6 separate regions of the Homo sapiens genome follow, and regions 2, 3, 4, 5 and 6 are each linked to region 1. Evidence: chromatin loops called from intact Hi-C (ENCODE). Cell type or tissue: mammary epithelial cell. All regions are shown on one strand. Region 1 has its middle 310 kb from the start of PSAT1. Region 2 has its middle 480 kb from the start of PSAT1. Region 3 has its middle 410 kb from the start of PSAT1. Region 4 has its middle 440 kb from the start of LNCARSR. Region 5 has its middle 540 kb from the start of LNCARSR. Region 6 overlaps LOC107987083 (a long non-coding RNA gene).

Region 1 (5,000 bases):
GCGCTCTAGAGGTTATGGTATATCTGTATTTATGGGAAACACTACATAACAGTGTGCCATCATTGTGCATCTCTCCTCAACTTCACATTCATGGAGCATACAAGCAGTAGCTTGAAATTTGCCAAGTGAGAGTATTCATGCTATGGAAATCAGCAAATGCTACGAATCAGGGCTTGTTTTTCTTGGAGAGTCACTAGTTAACATGCTGTTTTCCAGCAGTATTTAGCCAGTGGGAAGCACTGAAGAGAGCTCAGAGGATTGGTGGAAGGAAGAAGTCATGGTTTTTCATCTTTTCTTCTGTGGCCTTGGGAATATCTCTTCCCTTGCCTCCTCCAGTTGTCCCTCTATTGAAGGGGTGGTGGCCAGGCGCGGTGGCTCACTCCTGTAATCCCAGCACTTTAGGAGGCCAAGGCGGGCGGATCACAAGGTCAGGAGTTAGAGACCAGCCTGGCCAACATGGTGAAACCCCGTCTCTACTAAAAACACAACAATTAGCCAGGAGTGGTGGCAGGTGCCTGTAATCCCAGCTACTTAGGAGGCTGAGGCAGGAGAATCGCTTGAACCCAGGAGGCAGAGGTTGTAGTGAGCTGAGATCATGCCACTGTACTCCAGCCTGGGCAACAGAGCGAGACTCTGTCTTAAAAATAAATAAATAAATAATAAAAATAAAAAAGAAGGGGTGGTATTGGCTTCCTGTTGTTGCTAATCTCTGGGTTGCTTCACTGTTTGACATTTGTCACTGAGCTTCTCAGTTCTTCTATCACCAGTGTCACCAATTCTCTGTACTAAATTCTTTCTGCTTTACATATTTGAATGCTTTTTCCCCCATTTAGACCTTATCTGATACATATAGCAAATTTATTTACACAGGTGTCTTTTGTTTTCGGTAGCACTTTTAATGTCAGAGCTTACAAAATTTAAAATAATATGATGTGTTAGCGATAGAAAGCCCTCTCTTTATTCAGAAGAAGAATTAAAGTGCCAGAAAGCGTAAGCAATTTGTTATAGTAGGTTGGTGAAAAGCAATAATGCTTTCCCAGCATATACTGGGATTTTTGACCCACACATTAATATTTTGAGCTAGAAATAATATAGAATTTATTAGAACTACTGAATGCCCTCAGTACTTTTTTGATATCTGAGTTTCGACTTGATAGCTCATATTCTGCCTTTGTTTAGGTATTTTTTTTTGTTTATGATGCCATGGTGGCCAAATCATGTCTACAATGAGAAATTTTAAAATATTGAATAGATTTTTGAAAATTGAACTGGCAGTCAGCTGGCTGTCTTACTGTCTTATAAAAATAACACCCCTGGATGTCGGCTGCAGTGGCTCATGCCTGTAATTCCAGTATCTTGGAAGGCCGAGGTAGGAAGATATCTGGAAGCCAGTTGTTTGAGACCAGCCTGGGCAATATAGCGAGACCTTGTCTCTACAAAACATTTAAAGATTATCCAGGCACAGCAGTGCGCCTGAGCTGAGCCTAGCTACCCAGGAGGCTGAGGTGGAAGGATCACTTGAGCCAGGAGTTCAAGGGTACGTGTGAGCCGTGATCACACCGCTGCACTCCAGTCTGTGTGACAGAGCAAGAGCCTGAATTAAAAAAAAAAAAAAAGCCTATTGGATATATAGCTGCTGTGTCTGGGTTCTGTCTCTCTGTTTATGAAGGTCCATTAACTTATTTCATAGTCAAAATCCACATGATTCTCTGGGACACAGGGAAGAAAGATACTAAGGAGGGGTAGTTTCTTCTTTTCCTATGGTTTTGTAGAATATAGAGAAAGTGGATTTTACTTAGTAAATGACTGAATGGTTTCATATATCATCTCATAGAAAAACATTAATTTTTAAATTCTGCTGAAGTGGCTTAGATTATAAACACTGCTCTTGTTACTTCATATCTTGCAAGTCTCCTTTAGTGCTCTGTTATTAAAATATTGTGAAAGAGAAAGAGCGCTGATTAAACGTGCCTACATGGATACATTTACATTAATGCATGATGATTAATTATAAGTTAATATGCTCATTCACAAAAATATTTTAAGGTGGCATAATGATAAGGCTGCATTGATAACCTTGCACAGCCCCTTATTAACTTTATCAAAAGCCAGATATGAGGTGACGTTAACACATTTTGGAGTGGCATGCCAGCAAGCCAACTGGCTTTCCGTGAGTGTCATACTCACTTTGGACCACAAGATGCCGCTCAATAATCCGTTATGATTTAGGTCTTTTGTTACAAGCCAAATGACATTTCCATTTATTTTACATGCTCTCCAATTACATATTAAAACTTATAGTGGGTGGGTTGTGGGGAGGAGACCCTGACTCTGAAAGCACTTTTTAACTTGGATGTGGGAAATCTATGAATAATTTATTTAAGGTATACAGATGCAGGCTGAGAATTCAGACAACATAGAATTGTGGCATCCTCAGCTTCTGTGCGTGTGTGTACTTGTCTACTCTTGCCCTGCTGTCTACCCAGCCCTTTTTGTATAGTCACCAGCACCATCTGCCCCCGAATGAAATAATTTCCTGCTGGTTCTCGCTAGCAACTCACAAAACAACCTATTTTTGTAACTATTCAAAATGTCAAAGGATTACCTTAAAATAAAAACACATAATCAGCTTTCTATTTTTCAGGCAGCAATTAAGTAGTCACAACATGGCAGTCCATAGATGAAAGCTCCAGAAATAATTGTTTCCAAAGGTAATCACTGGAAGAAGATAATTTTATTTCCCAAGTCCTTGTCTTAGGCTTAAAAAACAATTCAGCCTGAAGATTCAGATGGCTTTGGTCTTTAACTTTCCCATCAAATTTGCCCTACATTTAAATTTATATGTTTTAATTTTTTTGAGATAAGATGGAAGCAAGTCTTCCCCACAAATACTTTTTTATGACCAGTGTCTAAACACGAGCCAAGGTGGTCACATTATGGAAACACATTCCTTGGAAATTTGAGGGGCCAGGCTTTAGAGAAGAAGCAGCTACATAAGGAAATCTCTTCCATAAACGTCATGTAGGAAAGTTACTTTGCCTTTTTCTGGTGTTAATTTGGCAGCAATAGAGCTGATCTGCCTCCTAGATAAAATAGACTACCTAGGTGGTATGATTTCCAGGTTGTCAAGAAATAGCCCTCAACATAGTCTCTTCTTAACTGTCACTTCCATTTTAGTGTGTTGGTTTTCAGATACTTTAGTCTATCTGGCTGAGCACAGGATTTTAAGAGATGGAGACTGATGATCAGAACAAACAAACATATGAGAGACTCTGTATGATGGTGAGAGGAGAGAGAGTAAGCAGCAGAAATGGGAGGAGAATGACCAAGACGTGGAAAGAAAGAGATGCTCTAGGAAAAGCCCCACCTAGTGCATTGTCTCAGTCCATTCTTAGGATGGGATCAACTTGGTGGTGTGAGCATTTAGTTTAGACAATAAAAAATGGACTCTCAAAAAACTGAAAATAGAATTACCATATGATCCAGCATTCCCACTGCTGGTCATATATCCAAAAGAAAGAAAATCCTTATATCTAAGAGATATCATCTGCACTCCCATGCTTATGACAGCACTATACACAATAGCCAAAATTTGGAAGCAACCTAAGTGTCCATCAATGGATAAATGGATAAAGATAATGTGGTACATATACATAATGGAATATTATTCAGCTATAAACAAGAGTGAAATCCTGTCATTTGCAGCAACACAGATGGTCCTTATGTTAAGGACAATAAACCAGGCACAGCAAAACAAATACTGCATGTTCTCACTCATATGAGGGAGCTAGAAAGTGGATCTCATGACAATTGAGAGTAGAATGATGGTTTTCAGAGGCTGGGAAGAAGGCGGTGTGGAGAAGGGTATGAAGACAGGTTGGTTGATGGGCAAGTATAAACATACAGTTAGAAGAAATAAGTTCTAGTATTCAAAAGTATGGCAGGGAAATTATTGTTAACAACAATTTATTGTATATTTCAAAATAGATAGAAAAGTTATAATGTTCCCAACAGAAAGAATAATGTTTGAGGTGATGGATATTCCAATTACCCTGATTTGATCATTGTACATTGTATACAGGTATCAAAATCATATGTACCCCCAAAATATATGTAACTATTAAATATCCATAAAAAATGAATGGAGAGGCTTGTCCTCTGAGCCAGCTTTCTCATTTTTCGTCAGTCCTGGCTCTCTATATCACTGAGAGACACATCACATTTCTTTCTTCATTCTCATTCATTTGTTCATTCTTGTGAATTCAACATATGTTCATGAATAGTTCAACAACTATTTATCTTGTACTAACCCTCCACCAGGTACTGGATTAGTGACTGTGGATATGAAGATGAAAAACATTCGATTGTCAGAACTACAAGGAGACTATCACTGGAACTATTATGCAGAAAATCTCATTTTTTTCTTAAAAATATCCTAATATATAGTGGAAATGTTAAATTTTGCTGTATTTAATGTAAAAGTGAAAAAACATAGCTTCTTTAGACCAGTGATTCTCAAGCCTTCAAATGCACAGCCATCATCCAGGGATTTGGTTAGAACACAGATTGTAAGTCAGAATGTCTAAGGCTAGGCTTGAAATTGTGCATTTATAACGAGCTCTTGGGTGATGCTGATTCAGGGGACCACACTTTACGTAACAGGCTTTAGCCTGTGGGGTGATTAGTTATCCAGAAAGAGAGAAGTTTCTCACAGGAAAATGATCCACTTCTAGGTCAGAGGGAGGAGAAAACAGGTGTTAAGACAAACCTCTATAAAAGTAAGACAGGGGTAAGACAGAGAGGATCTGTTTCTGATGAATCACTCTCTGCCACCTGACTCTGTCTGCGTTTTCAGGATCAGACATATCGTACCGTACACCAGGATACAGGTTTTCTCCTAAGAGGGACACTGATCATTTCCTGCATCACTATTTTGAAACATCAGAACCGAAATGGTTTTTATGTTCCTAAAAGAAGAAGAAGAAGAAGAAAAAGGCACC
Region 2 (5,000 bases), 180 kb after region 1:
AGGTTGAAGGCAAAAGCAGAGTCTATAAGCAGGAAGAAGCTTATATCTGGATTGGAAGAATAGCAGTTATAGTAGTAACAACAATGATAGTTATATGAGCTGGCATTTGTTGAAAGCCTACTATGTTCCAAGTACCCCATATACGTTAACTTATTTAAGTTTTGCAACTCTGTAGAAGTGGGACTGTTGACTCCCTGCTATGTCTCTGTCTTCACCTCACTCCCTGGATTGTTCTGAACCCCTAACAGGCACTCAGAGAGTTAGCATCCTCTTTCCTAAGCCCTAGCTTGCTTATTTTTGGCTTTTCCTTCTAAGCAATAACAGTGGCATAAACTTGATACAAGAACATAAGTTTATTACCCAATGTTGACTAAACACAGTCAGTAGAAGTAGTTACAGATGGCATATAAACCTCTCTTCTAGGTGCATAGTTGAAGTTGACCCTTTAATAGGTAACTCATATTCTTCCCCTTTATGACATGCACAATCACCTTCCCAGATTCTTCCCCAAGTAGAGCTAAGTAGACTCTGGTGTCACCCCTAATTATGGCTTATTTCATTTTCATGTGGTGCCTCATTATCATGCAATTACCATAAATCAGAGGCATCTTGCCAGGGCATCTGGGTAATGGAATATGCTCAGTACAGACTAAACCAAGAACTGGGGCTTGACCTCTCAGTCTTTCTTTGCTTTTGACTACCTTCCTCCTGGAGGCAAAACAATGCAAACAATCCCAGTGCTTTCTTGTTTTTTTCTCATTTTGTCTTCCTCCCTCCAACCCCCACCCCAAGGACAGGCTGCCCTGCAAAGTTTCTGTAGCACAATCTCCTCTCCTCCCAAACCATAGATTCTTCTCTAATCAATACTCTACTGTGATTCAATGATGTGAAGAGGTAATATCGTTCCCTGTTTTACAGATGAGATTTAGGAAGGTAAAGTAAGCCATTCAAGGTCACACAACTAGGAAGAGATGGAGCTAGAATTCCAGCCTGAGACTGACTCTCAAAAGGAGCCTCTTTCTTTCCCATACTGGCTCTTTTCCCTGGGTGCAAAGGAGTTATGAAGGACAGCCTACAAATTATGGCAACTCTCTCCTTCTACTATGGGCAAGGGCTGGACAATCAGGGCGTGTAGGGTGAGCAAGCGTTTAGAATCATGAAGTTAATTTGCAACATCTATTTATCCATTTCCCTGAGTTTTTTTTTTTTTTAGTTTAAACTTTCTTTTCATTAAAAATATAAAGTCACCATCTAGGTATAAGTTAGAATTAGTTCTAGTAAAAGTTGCAGCTGACATTACATTTTTGTGATAACACTTACATGATTAATTATTTAAAGTGGGAATTTGGGGCAACACACTTTCCATGCATTTTTTAAAAATTCAAGTACGAAGTTTCCCCACCAAAATTATTGCAGAAGAGATAAAAGAAAATCTTGCTTAACAGCAGGAGCATATAAAATTACTTCAACACAGAAAATATCTTTGATTTTACTCTAAGGATAACTCTGAAATATCAAGCATTAAAGACAACAAGTTTTTACAAATGCATTTCTTCCCACACTGACAATTGTTGAGAATATACTTTGCTCTATTATACTGTATTAATATAGAGAATGTAAACAATGTCAAAATATACCCATGCACTTCCATCCCAGCAACCACCTGAGGCTGTCCTTTTAAAAAAAATTTAAATTTAAATTTTTATTTTTCTGAAAACATGTCAGGTTCATAGAGGCTACCTTTGATATTGTGGGATCTGCTTGTTTTCCTAGCTAGTAAATTGCTCTGGGATTTTTTTCTTTTTGATATACTGCATGTGAATTTTTAAAAGCTTTTTATTGCAAAAATGTTCAAGCACACAAATTTAGAGAGAATCTCATACTTAACCCCCAGTTTTTCATTTTGCTTCAACAGTTGCTAACTGATTGAAACATCCTTTGCAAGTAAGAGACAAGTAAGAGATGTCTGAATGTAATTGACTCCATCTTGCTTCTGACCTCCAAGCTGTCCTTGGTCATTCCTGGACAGAGGTCAAGCTAATTTTGGGAGAAATTTAGCTTATAGTTTAACTTGAAAGCAAGGATGATAATAATCCCCCCTAAATCTTCCCTGCTTGCTCGGGAACAAACACCATCTTTGTTAAATTAATGAAAGGCTACAAGAATAGGACTATAGGAAGGGCATGAACTCTGATAAGAAATAGGTGTAGTTTTTGTAATCCCTTACCACTCAGGAGTCATGTGGCCAGAGGTGACAGGATTTGTGGCTTCCCTAGCTGTTCCCATAATAGCATCACTATTGTAGATTGTTTTTGCAAGAATTTTTTCCAGAAGGATCCTACCAGGACCAGTGACTCATGACTTAACTGGTCCTGAGGCCCCACCCGGAGGTGAACTCAGTGCATGAGAACCATTTTTCATACCTCTATGATTTTAGCACCAACCAATCAGCAGCATCCATTGCCTAGCTCCCTACTCACCAAATTGTCCATAAAAACCCTAACCGTGAGCCTTTACGGAGACTGATTTTAGTGATAACTCCAGTTCTCTCCCATGGGCCAGACTGGCGTCAATTAAAGTCTTTCTCTATTGCAATGTCACAGTCTTGGTGAATTGATTTTGTCTGTGTGGTGGGCAGGAAGAACTCATCAGGTGATTATTACATCATGGCAAATCGTATTTATTCCATTTTTGTTACTCCACAGGTTTTCTGGTGGGGGAAGAGGGTAAGGGAGAATATAGTATTTCAAAGCAAACTTCAAACATATCATTGTATGTAAATCTGAGTCTCCTTTTAAATATCTCTAGATGATTTCCAATTTTTCCACATGGTTCCTATATATAGCAAACATTCAAAAGGTTTTTCCCCATTAATTCTGAGAAATGATTGAGAGACTACAGGAAGATCCGTGAGCATGCTATGGATTTTTCCGGTGTCAGCAGAAATCCTGTTTGTGAAATAGGTAGACCCAGCAGTGGTCATGAATGATGGCTTGACCGTGTGCTGGCTGTGCTTCTTAATGCTGGCTTTTCCTCTGCTATCTTTTCCAGCACCCAATAGGGATCTATATAAAAGACAAGGGACTATGTAATGACAATTGCTTATACAAAACTCATAAAATTTGCATGCAATTTAAATACAGATTGGGCTACCAGTGGGCATGGTTCACTGACAAGCACTCTCATGCTGAGTCTGGGCATTGTGTCCTCAAAGGCTTGACCCCTCCATGGAGATCTGAGGAAGAAACACATGCAAAGAAAAATCCAACTCTGTTCTGCAGTCCTGGCTTCTGTAGCTTCACTTGTCCTCATGGTTTTGGAGTCAAGGCAGAGAAGAGAGTCATTTTACATACACGATCTCAGCAACCTCTACTGATGGCCCCTTCAAATGACTCTGAACCCATAAAGGGGGTTGATGGATGGAATTGAGGCTTCATTTAGCTAGAGCTGCTCATGTGTTTTTTTGTTTTAGCGTCTCATTATCAAAAGAAGGTACTTGAGAGATTAGGGCCTGAACAGACATTAGAATGAATAGTTGATATTTAAAACATAATTTTTGATGACTCATCCATTCCTTTATTTAGTTTATATTAGGTTTGTGCAAAAGTAGTTGTGGTTTTGGAAATAAAATTAATAACAAAAACCTGCCGGGCATGGTGGCTCATGCCTGTGACGCCAGCACTTTGGGAGGCCAAGGCAGGTGTATCACCAGAGGTCAGGAGTTTGAGACCAGCCTGGCCAACATGATGAAACCCTGTCTCTACTAAAAGTACAAAAAAATTAGCTGGGCATGGTGGCAGGTGCCTGTAATCCCAGCTACTTGGGAGGCTGAGGCAAGAGAATCACTTTAACATGGGAGGCGAAGGTTTCAGTGAGCTGAGATGGTGGCACTGCACTCCAGCCTGGGAAATAGAGCGAGGCTCTGTCTCAAAAAAAAAAAAAAAAAAGTAATGACAAAAACTGCAATTATTTTTGCACCAACGTGTTCTAGATGCTGTTCAGCATTTTGGAGTTATGACAGTGAACAAAAAGACAAAGTCTCAGTCTTCATGGAGTTTATGTCATAATGGGAGAGATAGACAATTTGTAAATACATAATGGTAGTTGTGTAAGCAATATAGAACAAGTGGAATGGTGATAAGATGGAGCCTGACTAGCAACAGAGAGGTAGTACTTTAGATGAGAGAATGTATCAGGCAGGACTGGCAGGGTCAGTGCTACTCAAAGTGTGGTCTGAGAGCATCAGAATCACCTAGGAGGTTTTTAGAAATCCAAATTTCCAAACATCTACAAGAAATTTGATCTAAAGATGCAAGACTTACTGAATCAATCTCTTTGGGAAAGGAGCTCTCTAGGTGATTCCTTTGCACCTAAAATTTGTGATGCACTGGGCCAGGTTATGCAATGACCCTGAAAACTGAAAGTTGAAAATAGTTTCATGTTGCACACTCATGATCCACCAGCAGGGGCCTCTTTTCTTCCTAGTCTTTTAGTGGCTCAGGGTGCAGTAGCTGCCATCATTGAAAGCATCCATGGTTGTTATGAGAACAAGAAAGGGGGTCTTGTAACTTGATGTTCCAGTGAGGAGGTGATACACATCACTTCTGTTCACAACCAGTTGGAAAGTGCTAGTTCCATGGCTGCACCTGATCCCAAGGGGCCCAGGAAGAGCAATGCTACCATGTGCTTAGAAGGAGAAGCGTAACAGGTGAGCAGAAAAGGCTGGCTTGAAGCCACTTCATGAAAGTTGAGACTCGATGGATGAGCAAGAGTCAGCCCTGTAAAAAAAAATTTCAGAAAAAGGTAACAGCAAGTATGAAGGCCATGAATCAAGATTAAGTAACTCTCTGCTCTTTGCTTATGTCCAGAGATAGAAGTAAATGGAAGTAAAAGGTAATTGATCCTATGAGCCCAGAGAAATTGTGCATTATTTCTATATGACTACTAATGACTACAGAAGCTAATATCAAAAATTTTGTCTCATATTCTTGAGTTGTCAA
Region 3 (5,000 bases), 100 kb after region 1:
GCAAAATTAGATGAGCAGAATAGTATAGGATGAAGGGTTTTGGGAAAAAAAAATACACACACACACACACACACACACACCACATATTGTGAGATTTGGGGAATTTAACAACTGAAAGCAACATTCATGGCTATTTACTTTTTTTTTTTACTTTACTCTTTATCCTCTTGTTTTAAGATGAAGAAACAAAAAGTCAAAAGTGGTTAATGGACTTGCCCAAGGTCAGATATTCAACAAACTGCTTTTCTTAGGTTACGAATAGACTATCAAATTCTTGTGGTGTCTTCTTTTTACTCTAAATGCTACTCACTAGTGGACCCCAGTCTTACAGTGGGTGTAGAATGGTAAAGTGTTGAGGGAGTAGAGTATAAATGTAGATAATGTTTTCTTATTCAACCAAGAATCTTGATGACCAGCTTTAGAAACAATGTTTTAGGTGTGAAAATGCATAAGGCTTCATTCACTCTCTGGATAGGACTTCTGTATATGGAATCCTAGTCTGGTTATATTTATCAAGCATTCTGCTTTATGTATAACCTAACATGGCCATAGGCAGAAAGAAGTCACTGAAACATCAGATGAAGGATTGGGTTAAGTGACTGCCAAGATCATTTCCTGTCTCAGTATTGTTCAGAGCACTCAAGGTAGTGATTTATGTCTACTTAGAAGGATGCCATCCAGACCTTGACCAGTGTTTGAAAACAATTTTCTAGCCAGCAATGCAAAGAGATAATTTCACAAGTCAGCCATGTTTATGGTATATCGTCCATGAAATCACTGAGCAGACATGTCACTGCATCATAGAACCTTCACCCAGGTTCATATAGGCAAGGTGCTATTGCCTTAAGTGGTGTTTATGAGATGTATAGCAGCAATGGACAACAAAGGAGCCATTTTTCTCTTTGCATTGCTGAAAATTTGGCTTTCCTTTTGGATGCTGTTAAAATCCCACTAGACGCATATATAACATGACAATAAGTCGGAATTTTCTTTTTCTATTGCTCCAGAATTGGTGATAAGATCTCAGAGTTGAAGAAGGTCCAAGTGTTCCTTATTTAAATGAAGCGACAAAAAACCGAGGCTAGATACCTCTCTAGGGCTTAATAAGCAGAGACACAACCTGCCCTTCTCATTCAACCATTCCCCCACCCCAAGACTGGTGTGTATTAGTTTGCTAGAACTGCTGTAACAAAGTACCACAGACTGTGTGGCTTATACAATAGAAGTTATTTTCTCATGGTTCTAAAGGTCGCAAGTTTGAGTTTGAGGTATCAGCAGTTTGGGTTTCCTCTGAGGTTTTTCTCCTTGAATTGTAGGTTGCCACCTCCCTTTGACTTAGCTTGAACACATGAACTTCCCTCTGTATTTGTCTGTATTCTAATCTCCTCTTATTATAAGGACACAAGTCTTACTGGGTTAAGATCCACTCTACGATGTCTACTTTAATGATGTGATTTTAACTTACCTGTTTAAAGACCCTTTCTCTGCATGCAATCACATTCAAACTTTAATATATAAATTTTTTAAGGATACCATTTGGCCCATAATTACTGGGAAAGGGAGATAACTACTGAGATTGGCAGTCTTCTAAGAAGTATTATATTCAAGCTTTATATGGTTTGGCTCTGTGTCCCCACCCAAATCTCATCTTGAATTGTGCTCCCATAATTCCCTCCTGTTGTGGGAGGGACCCGGTGGGAGATACTTTGAATCATGGCAGAGGTTTCCCCCATACTGTTCTCATGGTAGTGAATAAGTCTCAAGAGATCTGATGGTTTTATCAGGGGTTTCCGCTTTTGTATCCTCATTTTTCTCTTGCTGTCACCACGTAAGAAGTTTCTTTCACCTCCCACCATGATTCTGAGGCCTCCCTTGCCATGTGGAACTGTAAGTCCAATTAAATCTTTTTCTTCCCAGACTCCAGTATGTCTTTATCAGCAGTGTGAAAACAGGCCAATAAGGTAAACTGGTACCAGTAGAGTGGGGCGCTGAAAAGATACCCGAAAATGTGGAAGCGACTTTGGAACTGGGTATCAGGCAGAGATTGGAACAGTTTGGAGGGCTGAGAAGACGGGAAAATGTGAGAAAGTTTCGAACTTCCTAGAGACTTGTTGAATGTCTTTGACCAAAATGCTGATAGTGATATGAACAATAAGGTCCAGGCTGAGGTGGTGTCAGATGGAAATGAGGAACTTGTTGGAAACTGGAGCAAAGATGACTCTTATAAGGCTTTAGCAAAGAGGCTGGTGCATTTTGCCCCTGCCCTAGAGATTTGTGGAACTTTGAATTTGAGAGAGATGATTTAGGGTATCTGGCAGAAGAAATTTCTAAACAGCAAAGCATCCAAAATGTGACTTGGGTGCTGTTAAAAGCATTTTGTTTTAAAAGGGAAACAGCATAAAAGTTCAGAAAATTTGCAGCGTAATGATGCAGTAGAAAAGAAAAACCCATTTTTTGAGGAGAAATTCAAGCCAGCTGCAGAAATTTGTATAAGTAACAGGAGCCCCATGTTAATCCCCAAGACAATGGGGAAAATGTCTCCAGGGCATGTCAGAGGTCTTCATGGCAGCCCTTCCCATCACAGACCCAAAAACCTAGGAGGAGAAAATGGTTTTGCAGGCAAGGCCCAAGGTCCCCATGCTGTGTGCAGCCTAGGGACTTGATGCCCTGCATCCCAGCCACTGTAGCTGTTACTAAAAGGGGCCAAGGTACAGCTTGTCCCATGGTTTCAGAGGATGCAAGCCCCAAACCTTGGCAGCTTGCACATGAAGTTGAGCCTAGGGGTGCGCAGAAGTCAAGAATTGAGGTTTGGGAACCTCCACCTGTATTTCAGGAGATGTATGGAAACACCTGGATGCCCAGGCAATAGTTTGTTGCAAGGGTGGGGGCCTCATGGGGAACCTCTGCCAGGGTAGTACGGAAGGGAAATGTGGGATTGGAGCCACCACACAGAGTCCCTGCTAGGGCACCACCTAGTGGAGCTGTGAGAAGAGGGCCACCATCCTCCAGAACCCAGAATGGTAGATCTGCCGACAAGCTTGCACCGTGTGCCTGGAAAAGCCATGGACACTCAACGCCAGCCTGTGAAAGCAGTTGGGAGGGGGGCTGTACCCTGCAAAACCACAGGGTGGAGCTGCCCAAGACTATGGGAACCCACCTCTTGCATCAGTGTGACTTGGATGTGAGACATGGAGTCAAAGGAGATCATTTTGGAGCTTTAGAATTTGCCCCACTGGATTTCAGACTTGCATGGGCCCTGTAACCCCTTTGTTGTGGCCAATTTCTCCAATTTGGAATGGCTATATTTACCTGTACCTCCATTGCATCCAGGAAGTAACTAGCTTACTTTTGATTTTACAGGCTCATAGGTGGAAGAGACTTGCCTTGTCTCAGATGAGACTTTGGACTGTGGACTTTTGGGTTAATGCTGAAATGAGTTAAGACTTTGGGGGACAGCTGGGAAGGCATGATTGGTTTTGAAATGTGAGGACATGAGATTTGGAGGGGCCAGGGGCAAAATGATATGGTTTGGCTGTGTCCCAACCCAAATCTCATCTTGCGTTTTACTCCCATAATTCCCACATGTTGCAGGAGGGACCCAGTGGGAGATAATTTGAATTATGGGGTCCGTTTCCCCCACACTGTTCTCCTGATAGTGAGTAAGTCTCATGAGATCTGATGGTTTTATTAGGGGTTTCTGCTTTTGCATCCTCCTCATTTTCTCTTGCTGCCACCATGTAAGAAATGCCTTTTGTCTGGGCATGGTGGCTGACACCTGTAATCCCAGCACTTTGGGAGGCCAAGGTGGGCAGATCACAATGTCAGGAGATCGAGACCATCCTGGCCAACACAGTGAAACCCCGTCTCTACTAAAAATACTAAAAAATAAGCTGGGTGTGGTGGCAGGCGCCTGTAGTCCCAGCTACTCGGGAGGCTGAGGCAGGAGAATGGCGTGAACCCAGGCGGCGGAGCTTGCAGTGAGCCGAGATCGCACCACTGCACTCCAGCCTGGGCAACAGAGCGAGACTCTGTCTCCCAAAAAAAAAAAAAAAAAAAAAAAGTGCCTTTTGCTTCCTGCCATGATTCTGAGGCCTCCCCAGCCATGTGGAACTGTAGGTCCAATTAAACCTCTTTTTCTTCCTAGTCTTGGGTATGTCTCTATCAGCAGCATGAAAACAGACTAATACAAAGATGAAAAGTGATTGTTTTCTTTCCCCATCATGAAGAATAGAGGAGTGAATTTTTACCCTAAAGCCAAGAGAGGGGCTTTGAGAGTCATTCATACTGATTGGGATATACTTTTAGAGAGGCAGGAGGAGAAGACATCTCATTCCTTCCCTGAATCCTTGCTGAGCTGTGTAATGTATGGAGCAGTGCATGGAAAAGAGTTCTTGGGAGACTTTGAAATGTATACCCTGGAGTTTTGGGGATGCCTACAGACATAGAGATGGCACTTTCTTGCCTAGAATTTCTGAAGGCTAAATTTTTACTGAAATATTGTACAGTAGCAGTGCAGAAGGAATGCTGATGTCATATCTTTAATGAAAAAGATGAGGATCACCCTCATTCCAATTTTCTACTGTTCCTGGATAGTTCAAAAGAGAACCACAACTGTTAGTGTGGCTGCACGTAAAAAAGACTACAGTAGGTAAAGGATGGGTCAGATATCCCACCCAGGTGACATCTAGACTAAGCAAGGGGATACCTCACCCAGTGAAAGGTTTGAAGGTGAACTCTGATGAGGCTGCTCAAGAATGATGTACACAGTCTCTATGTTAGTAGTTCTCAAGCAGGGTGAATTTGGCCTCCAGAAGACAACTTGCAATTTCAGTTGTTATAACTGGGAGAATGATGTTACTGCCCCAATGCTGGGGATGCTGCTAAACCTGCTACCACGCAGAGGGCAGCCACTACCATAAAGCATTACCCAGGTCAAAATATCAGTAGTTATGCTGTTGAGAACTCCATGTGGAAGCCATCATATTGGCATAGTCACCCTG
Region 4 (5,000 bases), 530 kb after region 1:
AGAGTTCTAAAATCAGCAGGAAAAGCCTGACTCCAGCCCTTCCCTTTCCCTCTTCCCACACCTGCCTGGGTGCAGGGCTTTAGTGCTGGTCTGCCCTCAGACATGGTATCAGGGCTTGGAGGTGGGTGGTTTAACTCTGTCCCTGATTGGTATGTCCATCTTTTTCTGAGCTGAAGTACCAGAAAGCCCATATGGGCATAGATCTAATGCCATATCGCCAATTCAGCTCTGACCTCTCACAAAGCTAATATTTTGATCTCCATCTGTCTGTTCCACATCTGTTTCTTAATTGGTTTAAAACTCCGGCCGCACAGAAAAGTACCATTTGTTGGCCCTCTAAAACTTGGCCAGCCTGAAAGTCTCTCTCCATCTCTTATTTTTCTGCTGGGAATACACTACAGTGAAGGAGGCAGTGCAGGAAAATGGGCAGCTCCGCTTCCTCCCAGGAGGTTTCTTAATTGTTCCTTAAGTCGCATTGGTACCAGATGCCAGACAAAAGCTTGAAGCAAGGTACTTCCTTCTTGGTTGTCCCAGAATCAGAGCTATAAATTCGTTGGGTCATTGCCCTTTAAAAGAGGAGGAAAATATGAGGTGATAATAGTCAAGGTCATTGTTGTGAATCCAAAGAATTCTGTAAACCAGCTGTAAAGATTCTTCCTTAGCCACTGGGCATAGAGCCTAACACAGCTCTACAGACACTGGCAGATTTTCTAGATCTTCAGATCAGACTTTTTCCCTAAGCAGCTCGTTTCTCTTTGCCACTATTAACCTGTTAGATGAAATATAGCTAACCTTATTATGAACTAAAACAGAGAAATCGTGATTAGAACATTTAGCTATGCTATGCAAGGACATAAAGGCAACCAAAATGTTGTCACGATATTTCTTTTATTTTTTGAAATAAGAGAAATAAAACTTTATTCTAAAGCTGCAGAAAATGTGGGAGGTAAAAATATTTCAGCATTTTAGTATTTTTCCCCTACACAAAATTATCAGGATGCCATTTTTTTTAATTATACGTTAAGTTTTAGGGTACATGTGCACAACGTGCAGGTTTGTTACATATGTATACATGTGCCATATTGGTGTGCTGCACCCATTAACTCGTCATTAACATTAAGTATATCTCCTAATGCTATCCCTCCCCACTTCCCCCACCCCACAACAGGCCCCGGTGTGTGATGTTCCCTTTCCTGTGTCCAAGTGTTCTCATTGTTCAATTCCAAGGGTCCCCAAACCAGCTTCCTTCCATACTAACATCTCCTACTTGTTGACACACTTCAGGTGAATAAGGCCCTAGGGTGATGACTTTTCTTGTGTTGTACACAATAATGCTATGAGTTGGAATCACCATTAACCCTCTTTTATAGATGAGAGCACTGAGTTTCCTTTGAAACTGTCCTGAAGATTCCTGCTAAGGTGCTGAGAAATGCCAAAACTGTTCTGTTCCAAGTCTGTTCTTGGAACATTCCCAAGGTCATCAAAAATGGTGGATCTGGGATTTAAATCCAGGCCTGGGCACCAGAAAGCCCAGGATCTCAGCTACTGTCAGAGAGATGAGTCTGCTCTTTGTTTACCTCTGTTCCAGCATCCCTCTCCTAGCTGTCTTGTTGTACCTACCATTCAGAATCCATGAAAATTTAGGGTGCCCATCTCCATGTGTGTTCACAAGGTATCTATTATAATTGAAACCTCATAACAACCATGTTAGATGAGTCAGGTTATCACCTTGATGTTACAGATGAGCAAACTGAGACTTAGGAAGTAGAAGAAAGTTTCTCCAGATCAAACCACAGAGCTAATACAGCACCAGAGCTGACATATGAACCCCAGCCTTCACTTAAGTTAAAACTTTATAAATTCCGGTAAAAGACTCTGGTGGCATGGATATTTTATCTACAGCATCTCAGCCCGGCTAATCTTGTTGGAGCTAGCTAGCAGGACACACAGAAGGACACAGGTCGTGTAGCTTCAATGCACTGGGCTGCCATTGCTTTTTGGGCTTTCAGTCTACCTGCATTTCCAATGAGAATATTCATTTGTTTTCTCCATATCCTAGTAAATTCTTCAGATTCTTATTTTAAGCAACAACTTTCTGTAACATAATGATAGCATTTCTGCACACAGCACATAGCCCTTTCTGAATTTTGAATAAAAAGACTGATATAATTGTCAAATCTCCCCATCCTGATGAAAAGAGAAGGCTAGGAGGACAGACTTGGAACAGAACAGCTTTGACATTTGTCAGCTCATTAGCAGGAACCTTCAGGACACATTTCCACTCTTGGTGGTCAGTCGCACTCAGTGTTAACACAAAGGGACTGGCCCTCTAGGCATAGAAGAAACTTTATTTTCCCATTAAAATATAATTGCATAAAGAGATTTGGAATTAAAGCCAAAATTGGGCTTGCCAGACATAAAACATATCATGCTTAGTTTGACTACTTAAGGGGTAACAACTGCTGTTTTGAGCAACAGTTCTTTGGGGCCATTCTTTGCATAGAAATATTCAACATAATCTTTAATTGTGCTAAGTGGTGTGAAGGGGAAACCAGCTTCAAGGCTAATATGATAATGAGTATTATCTGAGAGACCAGAAAAAAGGCGGTTCGGAATATAATCTTTCATGCTTTTTTGTTGTTGTTCAGCTAAAAATAAAAGCCTCGTTAAAGAGAGTTTTAAATGAATTATACTTCTCCATTTCTCTCACAATTAATTTTTGTGCAGCCCAATTGCAATTTGCAATTCTGATGCTTTTACCCTGAGCAGAGCAGCGTAAATTGGTTGGAAAACGGCAGAGGGCAGTGCTGAGCTGAAGCTGGCTCTGGAAACTTGCTTCTGGCTATAAAATTGTGCCTGTTATTAGATGAAATCTTAGGACTAACTTAGCCACAGAGGAAATTAAACTGCTAATTATGTGTGTCTAAATCACTAAAAATGGGTCCAGTTGTTGCTCAAGATTTCAGAAACACCCACCTCTTCTCTTTCTATTTAAAATATGTAATTATGCCTGGAAATAGTACCTATTAACAATTTTATACAAATTTTAAAAATCTTTTAGAGTTATCTGTTTGCATAGCTTGTCAATTGCTTGGTAAATAAACAAAAGATTGGTGGTTTTAGTTTCGTGGGGTTTTTAATTGTTCATGTCCATGTCTTCATCGGGGTACTCCATGTTCAGGTACGTAGAGTAGAGTTCCAATGGATTCAGACAAAATAACCACATTATTTTTATAGCACTTTCTCAAAAACAGATTTCTATAGAGGCAAGCATTTCCAAGATTTGGAGAGAAACTGATTCTAATTTGGGGACAAAAAGCAACAATGATGGCATAAATGCCTGTATGCATTTAGGAAAGTGAGGTCATTGTAAATTTTCCTCATGATCAGGAAAAACAACAAACAAACAAACAAAACAAAACAAAACAAAACCAGACATCTCAGAGTAAATGTGGAGTCCATGACCAGCAAAGACCATTTTAGGTTCCTTGTGCTGTGCCAGGCAGCCTGGTGGCTGTCCATAGATGATCAGATAAGCAAAAGGGAAAGAAATTTGATACAAAGTCTTAACAAAATATGACTGGAAACTGAAAGTGAATATATATGCTATGTTGAATAATTTGAGTAATTTGCATGGTTCAGGGCCTTTAGTTTGCAAATAGTTTTTCATGTATTATATATCTCTTTTAAGGCCTTACTACTCACAGTATGTTCCCTAGACCAGTTTCATCACTTGGAAGCTTGTTAGAGATGCAGAATCGTCATCTGCTAAGTCAGAGTCTGTATTTTAATAGGTCTATAGATGATTTGGTTGCACCCTTATGTTTGAGAAACACTATTTTAGGGTTCTATTTCCAATAATTTGCTTTCCCTGAAAGGGGCATCCCTTCTACTTTTAGTATAGAGATGGTTCATAAAGCCTAGAACAGCAAACTGTCATTTAGAATCAATTATAAGAAGTCCCATTTGTGGTTGTAGTTGTTTTCCTCTTTGCAACAAATAAAGACTTTTACCATCTGTAAAGAATGCTTTTTTCCAGCTGGTTTTATCTGGACCTAAAACATCAGCTGGTCATTATTTGAAGAGAACCCGGGAAGAATGAATGCACTCAGATGACATGGTATTTGCATATTCCTTTTCAGGGTTTCTTGTCATGCTGAGGATGGTGGATGTCATAGTTCGCCACCCCTCCCATTGGCTTAGCCCTCCAAGCTCATTCTATGCCATTTACAGGTTTCACAAAAGGCTGATAATGACCTATGTTACTTATCCATCAAGAGCTATGAACCAGAAGCTTCCTGCCCCCATTCACCCCTTCCTGGAGCAAGAAGGGCAGCATGGTTAGGTCAGCCAATCAGAGTAATGAGGCTCTCCTGCTTGGCAAAGTGAGATTAATCTAAATCAATACTTTCCACCTTGGCAATTTTAACTAATTCCCTCAGGAAAGTACAAGAGCTACTGAAACCCCTACAGTCTTTGCAAACCTCCTGGTAAGGCAAGGCAGGTAATACCTTTTAAGCTTGTTAATGTCTTATCCCGCTGCGTTCTACAACTGACTCAAAGAATAGCTGTGACTCCTCAAACCAGAATTACAAGGAAATGCAGCTTTCAGGGAGGAAGACCAAAAGTCCAGAGCTACACAGCGGATGGCTTTATTCTGTGGTGATAGCTCCTCAACTGCCTTGATTAAACTGCTTCCCACATTGTCTTTCTGCCTCTGTCCCAGTAATCATCAGAGAATCTAAGCTGCCAGGATTCGAGGGCTGCTCTCAGATAGTCAGGCTGCAGATTAGAGAGGCTTCCTTTTTCCCCAAACACATATGCTTTCCCATGCGCAGTCTGCAGGGACAGCGCCAAGAGGTGGTCTGGGTAGAGAGCAGCTCAGGTGTGTCAGAGATCCTGGGAGCTTAGGGAGCCTCACTCCTCTAGGGCAGTAACAGTGTGAACACCTGAGGCTCACTCAACAGGAAGGGTTCCCTGGATAACATAGCAGGGCTTCT
Region 5 (5,000 bases), 420 kb after region 1:
TTGCATATTAAATTCCCAAAGAATGCTACTCCAGCGACTTGATTCAGGTATTTCTTCCTCTAGACTTTTTCTCTCCCCAGTTGAATACACACACCCCTTGCTCTTCATTCTTTCTGGCAAGTTTTCTAAGGTGTGTACCAAGTTTTTGAGGAGCTGAATATCACGTTGCCTTGAGTCAAACAGGAGCCAGCTGGCACCATTTATCTCTTCAAATTACAAGAAAATGTGAGAAACAACAGGGTGTCTATGTGGGGTCCTGCAGAGCCCTAAAGGGCAGCTACGTGTGAAAGAGTCTATCATGGCAATGAGCTCGAGAATTACCTGTAATCCTGGAAGCTTCCAACTTGACAAAACTTATCTCAATGTGGTTTCTTGATCAGATTTTTAGATTTTTTTTTCTACCTTATCCAGCTACATCTTCAAAAGTTAGATGTGTTTGTGAGAGTGATAATGGTGGGAGGAAATTCATTTTGTTACTTTTTTGCTGGAATCAATGCAGTTTTTTGAAGGCTCCGTGAGATTCCAGTAGATATTAGACGTTTAAGTTTCCTAATTATTTATTATTTTTGTTGAATTTCATCACATCATCTCTTGAGGTAGGCTGTTTTATAGTGCATCACCTTGAGAAGAAACAAACACTCCCTCATAAGCATTTGAAGTCCCATGTAAGTTTAATATCTCAGTAAAAACTCATAAAGGATTTTTATTCGAGTGAAAATGTTATAACACAATCTATTTGAAACCTCATACAGAAAGATTAGCCAAGATGAATATATGCATGATATTTTTAGGAAGTCAAAATAAGTAGAAATTTCTTAGCACTTCTTTTTGTGTATGCCTTAGTGAAAGAAGAAATTACATAAGAAAAATCATAAATGTTAAATCTGGATTATTAGAAGGCATAAAGGCTTATCCTAGAATAGACTTTTTCTCACATATTCTTGTTACTACATTTAAGAAAATATAAGAACACAAAGACAGGATAATTCATTTTAAAATGTACATAATTATAAAATGCAAGGGAGCTGTTTGAAAAGGGTATAACCTTGAAAAAGGTTTATAGATTTAGACTAAATGAAAAAAAACTTTAGGAATTATAAATTTTTCCTGTTGCATTAAAAAACAGATTAAATATTTCAGAGACTGATTCAGAAATCAGTATAATAAATAAAAGAAAACTATGGGACACTATTACTGAGTTCTCTAGGAGCTTGAAGAAAGAAAATTTATGTGCTTCCTTACTTTTTAAAATGCACAAATCTTATATTTGTAGAGAAGTCAGTTTAACTTTGATAACTGGGTAGATACTGGAACTAACCATCAAGCAGTTTATAATCCCCTATAAAAGCACACCATTCTGGGTCACGATCAACATTGCTTTGCAGAAAGTAGATTTTGGACAAGATTCTTCAAATATGATAAAATAAAAATTTCAGGATGCATTGCAAGATGGATAATATACAATAAAAATACACATGAAAACTTTGAAATTGTGATTCTACTCTGTATGTCATTTTTAGCACGCCAGAATTTTCTCCAGCATACTACTGGAGACGTGGTTCTTCAACTTTTGGTCTTAGGACCCTATTATATTATTAAATTATTTTGAAGTACCCAAAGAGCTTTTCTTTATGTGGAATATAGCTACTATTAATATTTACTGTATTGGAAATAAAACTGAGAAACTTCTAAAACATAAGCATGTACAAGCACACATTCCATTAGCCAACAGATTGAGAATATCAACACGTCAGGTAGCCTTTTAGACAATTCCGTTGTACACTCATGAGAGAACAAGAGTGCAAAGGCAAATAAGTTTCTAGTATCACCACAAAAATAGTTGTGACTTCACAGACCTCCAGGTATCAGGGGCCCCAGTGGTTCCCAGAGCACACTTTGAGATCACCATGCTGCAGGGTTGGTAACTGAGAGATTATCAGACATCTCAGTGAGAGGAACCAAGAGTGACTCAAGGAAAGAATTTATGAAATATCCCTCAAGGTGTAAATTCTGTCTGGCTAAAAGTTAATATTTTTATTAGAGATCCCTGGGTATTATCTTTAAGCCTATGATTTTTATTCAAGGAAAAAATAATATTAGAAAGGTAAGGGGTAGGGGAGAAGGATTTGGTCATTATTTGATGAACATTTATTAACTAATCACATTATATAGGAAGCACTGGAGAGACAGAAAAGATCTTAAAGACCTTAAAGCTGTTCCTTGACATGTTCACCATCAGGGAGAGAGATCTATGTGCGCTAATAGAGTTGTGAACAGAAGTCTCAGGCAACCCAGTGGAAGGAAGAGTGATTTGTGCAAAATCATTTCAGGAAGTCTTCATCAAAGAGGCGATGCTCATGACCAGGTGTGCACAAGCAGTGCACATGCTGAGCAGAAGCACTCCAGGCAGTGAGTTCAGAGAAAAGTGCTGCAGGCAGAGCGTGACTCTGGGCAGAAAGACATGCAAGGGCATGTCTCCAAGGAATGGTGATCTTTCAGTAGCTGGAGCAGCAGGTGTTGTTGGGGTAGAACATGTGGGAGAGGTTAGGTGTGACTGCAGAAGGCTTTTTATGCTCACTGAGAAGAGTGGGCAGTGCCCTGTAGAGAACAGGAAGCTGCTGAAGTTTTTTTTAGCAGACGGATGATTTTTCAGAATCATGTTTCAGAAAGTCAGCTCAGTGGCTCTGTGGAGGAGAAAAGGGATGAAGCTGAAACTAGAGCTTGGAAGCGCAATTTGGAGCATCTTGGAATAGTCTAAGCTGGAACACTGTGTTGCATGGGCTCTGAAATCAGTCTGCTTAGGTTCAAACGTTAATTACTGCCTTCATTTGGGGACCTCAAACAATTAGCTAGCTATAGAGTAGAGGAGTGCCAGTAGCTACTGTAAGAATGACTTGATACAATAAAATAAAGTATAATGAAACATTAATGCACTATAACTTTGTAATCGATATTAGTTATCATTATGGGTGCATAAAATTATAGGGAAGAGGGAAAACTTGGAGCAGATTCTAGAGATATTTAGGAGTTAGGATTCACAGGATTTTTGTGAAAATGTTGGATGGTGGTGATAGATGGTGAAATTATTTCAGATGTTTAGATTCAAGAGAATTCTGGGAAATGACAGATAATAGGTAATGCAGGGAGGGGACAAAGGGCATGAGAATGTGGAGAAAGTAAGGCCTATTTTCACATAAATAATGTTTGTAAAAATGATGGGAAATGTTTACTGCAGTTACCTCGCATAATACGGAGGTGCAGTGTGTGCCATTGATGATGAAACGTATCCAAGAAGTTTTAAGGAACAAGATGGAAAAATTCACTTGTGATAAATCTCACAGACCCAATCAAGGGAGGAACAGGGTAACTAAGCTTCTAACAGAAATATGTAATTTCTTAAGAAAATCAAGTGCTCTCCTTGAGGACTAGAGGGTAACATGCAGCCTTTAAGGAAAGAATAGGTGCAAATTAAGAGAGAAGTTGGGAATGAAAGCTGGCAATGTATTTTTTTCTTTAGCATAAAAAATTGCACATTATCAATGTATTACAAGAAAGATGAAGTGCTCAAATCCACACAGCCAAAATGCCCAGTCTAGGTAAGTTTCTGTTATAATAAGTCAATTTAGAATAATAAAAGTTGTTAGGAAAAGAGAAGTTTTTATTGACTTAAGTGGTCAAAGGGTGCTGATTTAAAAGAAACACAGATTCTCTGAAAGATGTACAGACTTTCTCATAGATTTATCAGTAGTTTAAAAGGGAGTGAGTAAAAACTAGAATGAAATATTATTTTCTCAAACACAAATAACCGATGTAAAGTAAAACACCCAAGTGATCAGCTGGGCATCTCTGCATGCTGTTCTTATGTTAGCTATTTGCAAAGATGTGGGAGAAATCTCAAGAAAATAATTACTTGGAGGAAGAAAGTTACTAATCTCAAAGTAAGGTAGAGGAAAAGATAAAAGGATTAGATGGAGGGACTTATGTTACAGTGATAGTATTCTGAACCACTTATTTCTTTAGGAGAAGGGAGAGGTGAAGGGGAGTGGGGAACAGTCGTCTTTGAAATTAGAATAGCTCATAAAATAACTAACTACAAGGTAAGCATTATTAGAATCTGTGCCAATTCACGGACTGTTTGCATTCAGACACTGGTCGTATTTTATTATAGTCACACGTGAATTGACAAAATGTGAAGCATTTTGTATTTACAGTTCAGTGGAATAATTTTTCTACTCTGACTGCTTGAATGTATTGTTTGGCTTCAGGGAGAATTGCTCATGTTCTTGGAATGGAAACAGATCTGAATAATGGTGTTATCAAATTAAAAGCTGGTCTTAAGGCTTAAGACATACTAGGTATGTCTTGAAAGCAATTTTTTCTGTTCCTCTTCTGTTCCCTTACTGAAATACCATTGATCAGTGCTTAAAATGGAAATGTGGATTTGTAATCACCTTGGTGAGTGAAAAAGGATGCCACACAGGGTGTTAGTTTCCTACCTCAGTATGAGAATTCACAGTCTCTTGGGATAGAAGTAGCACCTTCCACTTGTTCCTCCCTCTGCCTCCCAACACACACACACACACACACACACACACACACACACACACACACACACACACACAAGCTCTCCTTGCTCGTAAGCCCTCCTTAGGGTTATAAAATGGGTGAGATCTTTCTGAGATCTAAATATAAAGGAACGCAATTTTAACATATTGTGTCATTAAGAAGTTTAGGAGCTTTTAGACACAATCTGGAGGTAGTGGAAAATTAGATGCAGTGTTGCATTAGACATGTTTTTAGTATTTTCTTCTTTTTGTAAAAGCTGTAATTTTCAGAGTTAAGAACCAATTTAATGTCCCTGGAGTTACAGCTTTTTTGTATCCATTGTCCATTAGGTGAATTACTTAGCCAAGAATGGAATCCATTTATAATGTATAAAATACTGTGAAATGTCTTAAAAACAGTCTTTGCAGGGGGAAAAAGCATTGGGAGTCCATTAA
Region 6 (5,000 bases), 160 kb before region 1:
CTTTGGCTTTAACTAGGTTTGTAGAAGCTCCTGTCCCAGGCATTCACCTCCCTCGGGATAAGAATCATCAGTCACCAGGGAGAAAATGGATATCTTGAAGCTGTGGGCTCTTAACTCCTTTAAAGCCGCAGGACAAATGATTTAACTGAACACTTGTCATGCAGGGAGGAACAGTAATCTTAGAAAAGGGAAGAAAAGTCTTCAAAATTCAGAATCTGGGGAAATTGCAGAGAAGGCAGCTTTATTCTTCTTGGGTGTGTGTCCATTGTGGAAGGAGTAGGGAGGCACAACCACAAATCTTGGATGGCCCTGGCATACCGAGGGCAGGTTTCCCTTGACAGCACTTTATTTCCAGAATTGTAACAAGGCCCAGTGTTGAAAAGGGGAAGAAAAGTGTGGCAGTCAACAATAATTATGGTCATCTGATAATCATCAGTTATGGATGTGGGGAAGGGAGAATTCTGAAATCCTTTAACTAACTAAAAGTAAAACATCACCTCTGTCTAGACCGGGATTTCTCAATTTCAGTAGTGTTGACATTTTGGGCCAGACAATTCTTTGTGGTGAGGGCTATTCTGTGCATTGTAGGATGTTATGCAGCATCCCTGGCCTCTGCATCCTGGATGCCAGCAGCACCTCCCCAGTAGTGACAACTAAAAATGTCCCCAGACATTGCCAAGTGTCCCCTGAGGAACAGAGTTGCCCCTGGCTGAGAACTGCTCACCTAGACTTAGGCAGGGGCATTGGGTGCAGTCAGGATTGTTTTACTTCATGTCCTCTCTGGCTGATGAAATCAATAGAGTTAACACTAATAGTGGTTTATTCTTGGTCACTGGGATAGCACGGCATGTGCTGTTCTATTTTGAGAGAACAATTTTCCTGTGTTTTATGTAATAAGGGCCTTGTGATGCATGGATTCTGGGCATCCCAACATATAAGTGTGCCTGTAAGGCAAAGAAACTAAAAACAAGGCACGCTCTGATTGCCAAGGAGGGGCCATGTTTTCTTTCGCGTCTCTCTCCTGGACCCATGCAATAATTAGTCAAAGTAAAATGAATATTAGCTCATGCTTAACTGCCTTTACCGCGCACTTGCCAGCGCTGACCCAGTAGTGCTAAACCAATTATTTTTTGAACTTTATGGCTTTAAATAATCCTTTGCTCTAAAATTCCCTATACCCCTCAGCTACTTAACCACAGGCCCCTCTGCCCTAAATCCTTTTCTTATACTTTGTAGCTTTTTAAGCAAGGAACCTCTTTAAGAAGACATAATCCCTTCTCTGTAGAAAACATGAAAGACCTTGAACAAATCAAGATTTCTCCATGGAGAATTCAGCTAATCCTGTGCTTAGCTCCTAACAAGGAAATCCATCTCTCCACCAAGCACGCCATTACCCGGACTAATGCCTGACTTGAATAACAAGCAAATTATTGTGCTTTTAATTGTACCCTGCTCGGTCACAAAGCACATCTGAGACAGGAATGTGCCGAGCTCTTCCAGGAGAAACAGGTCATGCTTCTAATCCTCCTTTTCTGTCGCCTTCCCCTCCCCCCTTTCAATCCTTTTTCTTCCCAGCGGCACACACAAAAAAAATTAAAAAAGACAGCTAAATTATGTTTAAAATGGAAGAGTCTAAAAGAAAAAAGGTGGTAAATACTGACTTGGGAGAGGATGAATTATCTAGTCTCTGCAGTGTGGCTCATTTGAGGACAATCAATGTTATCATAACCCCATTACTGCAGGGCAATCTTTGTTACCCTAAACCAGGCTTCCTCAACCTCAGCAGGATTGACATTTTGGGCTGAATAATTCTTTGCGGTGGGGGGACTTTCCCGGGCATTGGACAATATTTATTGGCCTCCCAAGTTGTGACAACCTAAAATGTACCAAGACATTTCCAAATGTCTCCGGGGAGGAGGCGGGGGGGGCAAAATCGCCCGTGGTAGAGAACTATTGACCGAATCCCACCCATACTGCGATGTATTTGTTCCCCCACTGCTATCCTTCCTGTTCACAAACCCCAGGCAAATCATGGTTCTCGTTGTAAACCAGGGAGAGACAAATGTGTTGTTTCTGTAAGTAGAATGAGTGGAAAGAAAAAAGACATGAAAGCATATGTTGTTAGGGGGTGGAGAATGAGCACCCCCTCAGCACCCAGTATTAGGATTTGGGGGGGCTCTGACTTCCATTGGGAAGTGGCTGTGCCCCTGGGTGTGAGCAAGCCAGCTTTTGAACGCCTGTATTTCACGCACTTCAGAAATAGGCTTGCTATGGTGAGACACGGGTGATGATGATGGAGAGGCTGCTGAGATAAAGGAGCCACTTGCCTGGAGGTACTGACACTCTCAGTCCTCTGTTTAGACTTGAGCGCGGGAGAACTGCCCCACCTCACTCAGACCATGCCAACAGTCCTGTTTTGGACCAGAAAATCAGTACCGAGGCGAGCTACCCAGAAAAGAGACGTTATGCAAGCCTTGAATTGCACTTTCATTACAGCTATTGAGGCAAACATTTCCTCGCTCCCGGAGATTGAAAGAATCCACCCTATTTTTAGTAACTTACTAGAAACATAATTGCTTGTCCTCACTGACCAGAAGAAAACGCAGGGAACGAACACGTTGCAGTTATCCCCGGTGTCCACTAGATGGCGGTGTACGTCTTCCTGAGAAGCCCGGCCTGGCTGCCGCTCGCAACAACTCCTTGGGTTAAGGAAGACAAGTGCCACTCGTCCTTTGGGAGACAGCCGGGTCCTCTCATTGTTGGCACAAACAGCTCCAAACAATTGCACTGACCACACAGCTCTAAGCCACATTCCAGGGCGCTGCCGTCTGCTCAGGAGTGAATGCTGGGAAAATGAACCAAGCTGCTAATTTGCTTGATTGGGGGAAAAATAAGATCTCCAGTAACAATGGGCGTAATTTATTTTTCCAACAAGAATAGGGGCAATGCCATTTCATCCCCCCTCCCAATTGCTACCATAAATGAAAGCAATCACCTAATTAGTCCTGAATTACTAACTGGCAGGGTAATGGATCTGCTGAAAATTAAGCTGAAGTGGAGAATTTGGAGAGGGGGATGTGATTTCGTGGGCAGGAGGGGTGGGAAGGGAAGGGAGGTGAAGGCGTGGAGCCCATTGTAGGGCCCTGGGCCCCTGCGGTCTGGGGGTTATGCTGGCCCTGACCCTAGGAGAACAAGGGGCTCAGTGAGTCTCTGGGCCATTCATTTTGTGCAGGAGAATGACTTTCTAAACCCTAAACCGAGGAAAAAGCATCTGCTGGGGAAGACATGCCCCTGAGTTCCTTTTAAAGTGTTACAGATGTAGATGAATTGGCTTAGGAAAGAGAACACAGCCCTGTGGGGCCTGGCCACCCCGCTGATGGGGCCGGACAGGCGGACCCCACAGGGAGACTCTTGAATGCCTTCTCTCCTGAAACACAATGAGGGAAATTACAGCAAATCTGAGACTGAGTTTGGATTTTAGTGCTTAAGAAATACCCAAAGGGAATGAAATAAATGCCTAGTTACAGATTTTGTGTTTTTGCATGCATCCTTAGTCTTCGCCCCTTCCTCAATGGAAATAATGAAGCATCCCCACACCCTGTGGCAGGCCCTCTCCTGGAGAAAAGCAGAACAATAGGAGAGTAGGTAAGGGCTGAGATCTTCCACACAAAGGCTCCACAAATTGAAGGACTAATTTATTTGTTCAGAGATGCCTTCTTGTTTTTTAGTTAGATATCACTTTAATTGAAATACTTTACTAATGCGATTTATCACAACTGTAAACTGTCAGTTTCCACAGCTGTTGCCTTTTTCAAGCAATCTGGCAAATGTGTGTGGGTAAAAACACAAAGAAGGTTGAGGAGGAGTGGGCTCAGGCTGTCTCTTCCCCACTCAGCTGGTCCACAGGCCCCTCACCTCCGCCAAAAACATATGCTCTTCTTCCTTAGAGGGACCCACTTCAATTCTAGCGCACATCTGTTGTCTTGGCTTCTAAACATCCATCCCCCCTCTCCTTGGAGGAGTACCTGGTTTTCTTTTGGGGACCTATCCTTTTCCCCATATCAGCCCATGTGGCTTAGATGAGGTGACCCTACTTTCCTGCTGTGGGGTGGGTGCGTATCCCAGCTCTGGCCTAAAGGTACCCTCTTCCGCCTCTCTTGGCTGTGTTGATTGGCTCTTAAGAGTTGCCAGAATTAGCAAAACATCAACAGCAAAAACAAACCAAAATACTCAGTTAAATTTCAGATAAGCAACTATGATTTTTTTTTACTACTATTATGTTTATTACTATTATTAATGTCTTTTGCATGGAGAATACTTATATTAAAAACAATGTATTGTTTATCTGAAATTCAAATTTAGAGAGGCATCCTGTATTTTATCTGGCAACGCCATTGGTTCCAAGAAAGGGACGTGACCAAAAGTGGTCAATTCATATTCAGCTCAGGACTTTTATTGGAGTTTTGGGGAAAGAAGTATTTAAAAAGAAATCTGTTGGGGTTGCTAAACTGGTAGGTTATGTGCTTACAACTGTTGGTGATGATCTTTGCTACTTTGTGGGAACAGCTGCCTGAAATGGGAGCCAAGGCCACAAAGATCAGACCTGTTTCATTGGAGCAGGTGGATCCAGCTGTTCCTGAAGCTGGCCCTGTGGTTGGTGGAGATCAGGGTCCCAATGGCCAGGTGGGATCACAATTTTCTACCTCTTGAGCCTGGAAAGTAGAAACATCAGCACCAGAATATGCCCACTGAGCACTGGCTTCTATTTAATCAAAAGAGTGGTAAATGGATATTGAGCAGCAAAAATAACTGATGTCCAGTACACCCTATATTGTTTTCTAATTGTTTTGTCACATGTAACATCAGCCCTTTTACGAGACAGCGTGGTTGTGAGAGGTGACAACGAGGGGCGGCCCTCGTTCGCTCTCAGCACCTCTTCGGCCTCGGCGTCCGCTCTGGCCATGCTCGAGGAGCCCTTCAGCCCGCCACTGCGCTGTGGG

The links. A loop is a pair of places that touch in the nucleus more often than their neighbours do. Peaks named below come from ENCODE experiments on the same cell type or tissue, not always from the same donor. Only the 100,000 strongest peaks of a DNase experiment are listed, where the experiment ranks them.
Region 2: a loop joins it to region 1, with 18 times the contacts of the local background. A loop is called at or near these places in 3 of 110 quality-filtered maps.
Region 3: a loop joins it to region 1, with 24 times the contacts of the local background. A loop is called at or near these places in 4 of 110 quality-filtered maps.
Region 4: it touches region 1 in a loop (8-fold over the local background); 9 of 110 quality-filtered maps call a loop at or near these places.
Region 5: it touches region 1 in a loop (4-fold over the local background); 3 of 110 quality-filtered maps call a loop at or near these places.
Region 6: a loop joins it to region 1, with 6 times the contacts of the local background. A loop is called at or near these places in 14 of 110 quality-filtered maps.

What each region holds. Positions count from the first base shown.
Region 1 is chr9:78,599,941-78,604,940 of GRCh38, forward strand. No RefSeq gene overlaps it. Among named protein-coding and RNA genes, the nearest start is that of PSAT1, 310 kb to the left of the region's middle. In mammary epithelial cell, a CTCF peak has its summit at 2,191 (motif pointing right); a DNase peak (open chromatin) is centred at 2,461; H3K27ac peaks cover 582 bases.
Region 2 is chr9:78,779,498-78,784,497 of GRCh38, forward strand. No RefSeq gene overlaps it. Among named protein-coding and RNA genes, the nearest start is that of PSAT1, 480 kb to the left of the region's middle. In mammary epithelial cell, CTCF peaks have their summits at 2,385 and 4,478; no DNase peak of the experiment used is centred here.
Region 3 is chr9:78,701,348-78,706,347 of GRCh38, forward strand. No RefSeq gene overlaps it. Among named protein-coding and RNA genes, the nearest start is that of PSAT1, 410 kb to the left of the region's middle. In mammary epithelial cell, a CTCF peak has its summit at 2,972 (motif pointing left); no DNase peak of the experiment used is centred here.
Region 4 is chr9:79,127,275-79,132,274 of GRCh38, forward strand. No RefSeq gene overlaps it. Among named protein-coding and RNA genes, the nearest start is that of LNCARSR, 440 kb to the right of the region's middle. In mammary epithelial cell, a CTCF peak has its summit at 2,800 (motif pointing right); no DNase peak of the experiment used is centred here.
Region 5 is chr9:79,024,030-79,029,029 of GRCh38, forward strand. No RefSeq gene overlaps it. Among named protein-coding and RNA genes, the nearest start is that of LNCARSR, 540 kb to the right of the region's middle. RefSeq lists an enhancer at 1,915-3,114. In mammary epithelial cell, no CTCF peak of the experiment used is centred here; a DNase peak (open chromatin) is centred at 2,472; H3K27ac peaks cover 3,437 bases.
Region 6 is chr9:78,437,008-78,442,007 of GRCh38, forward strand. The region is part of intron 2 of LOC107987083 (a long non-coding RNA gene); the gene reads left to right. Among named protein-coding and RNA genes, the nearest start is that of PSAT1, 140 kb to the left of the region's middle. RefSeq lists an enhancer at 281-3,897. In mammary epithelial cell, a CTCF peak has its summit at 2,642 (motif pointing right); a DNase peak (open chromatin) is centred at 2,654.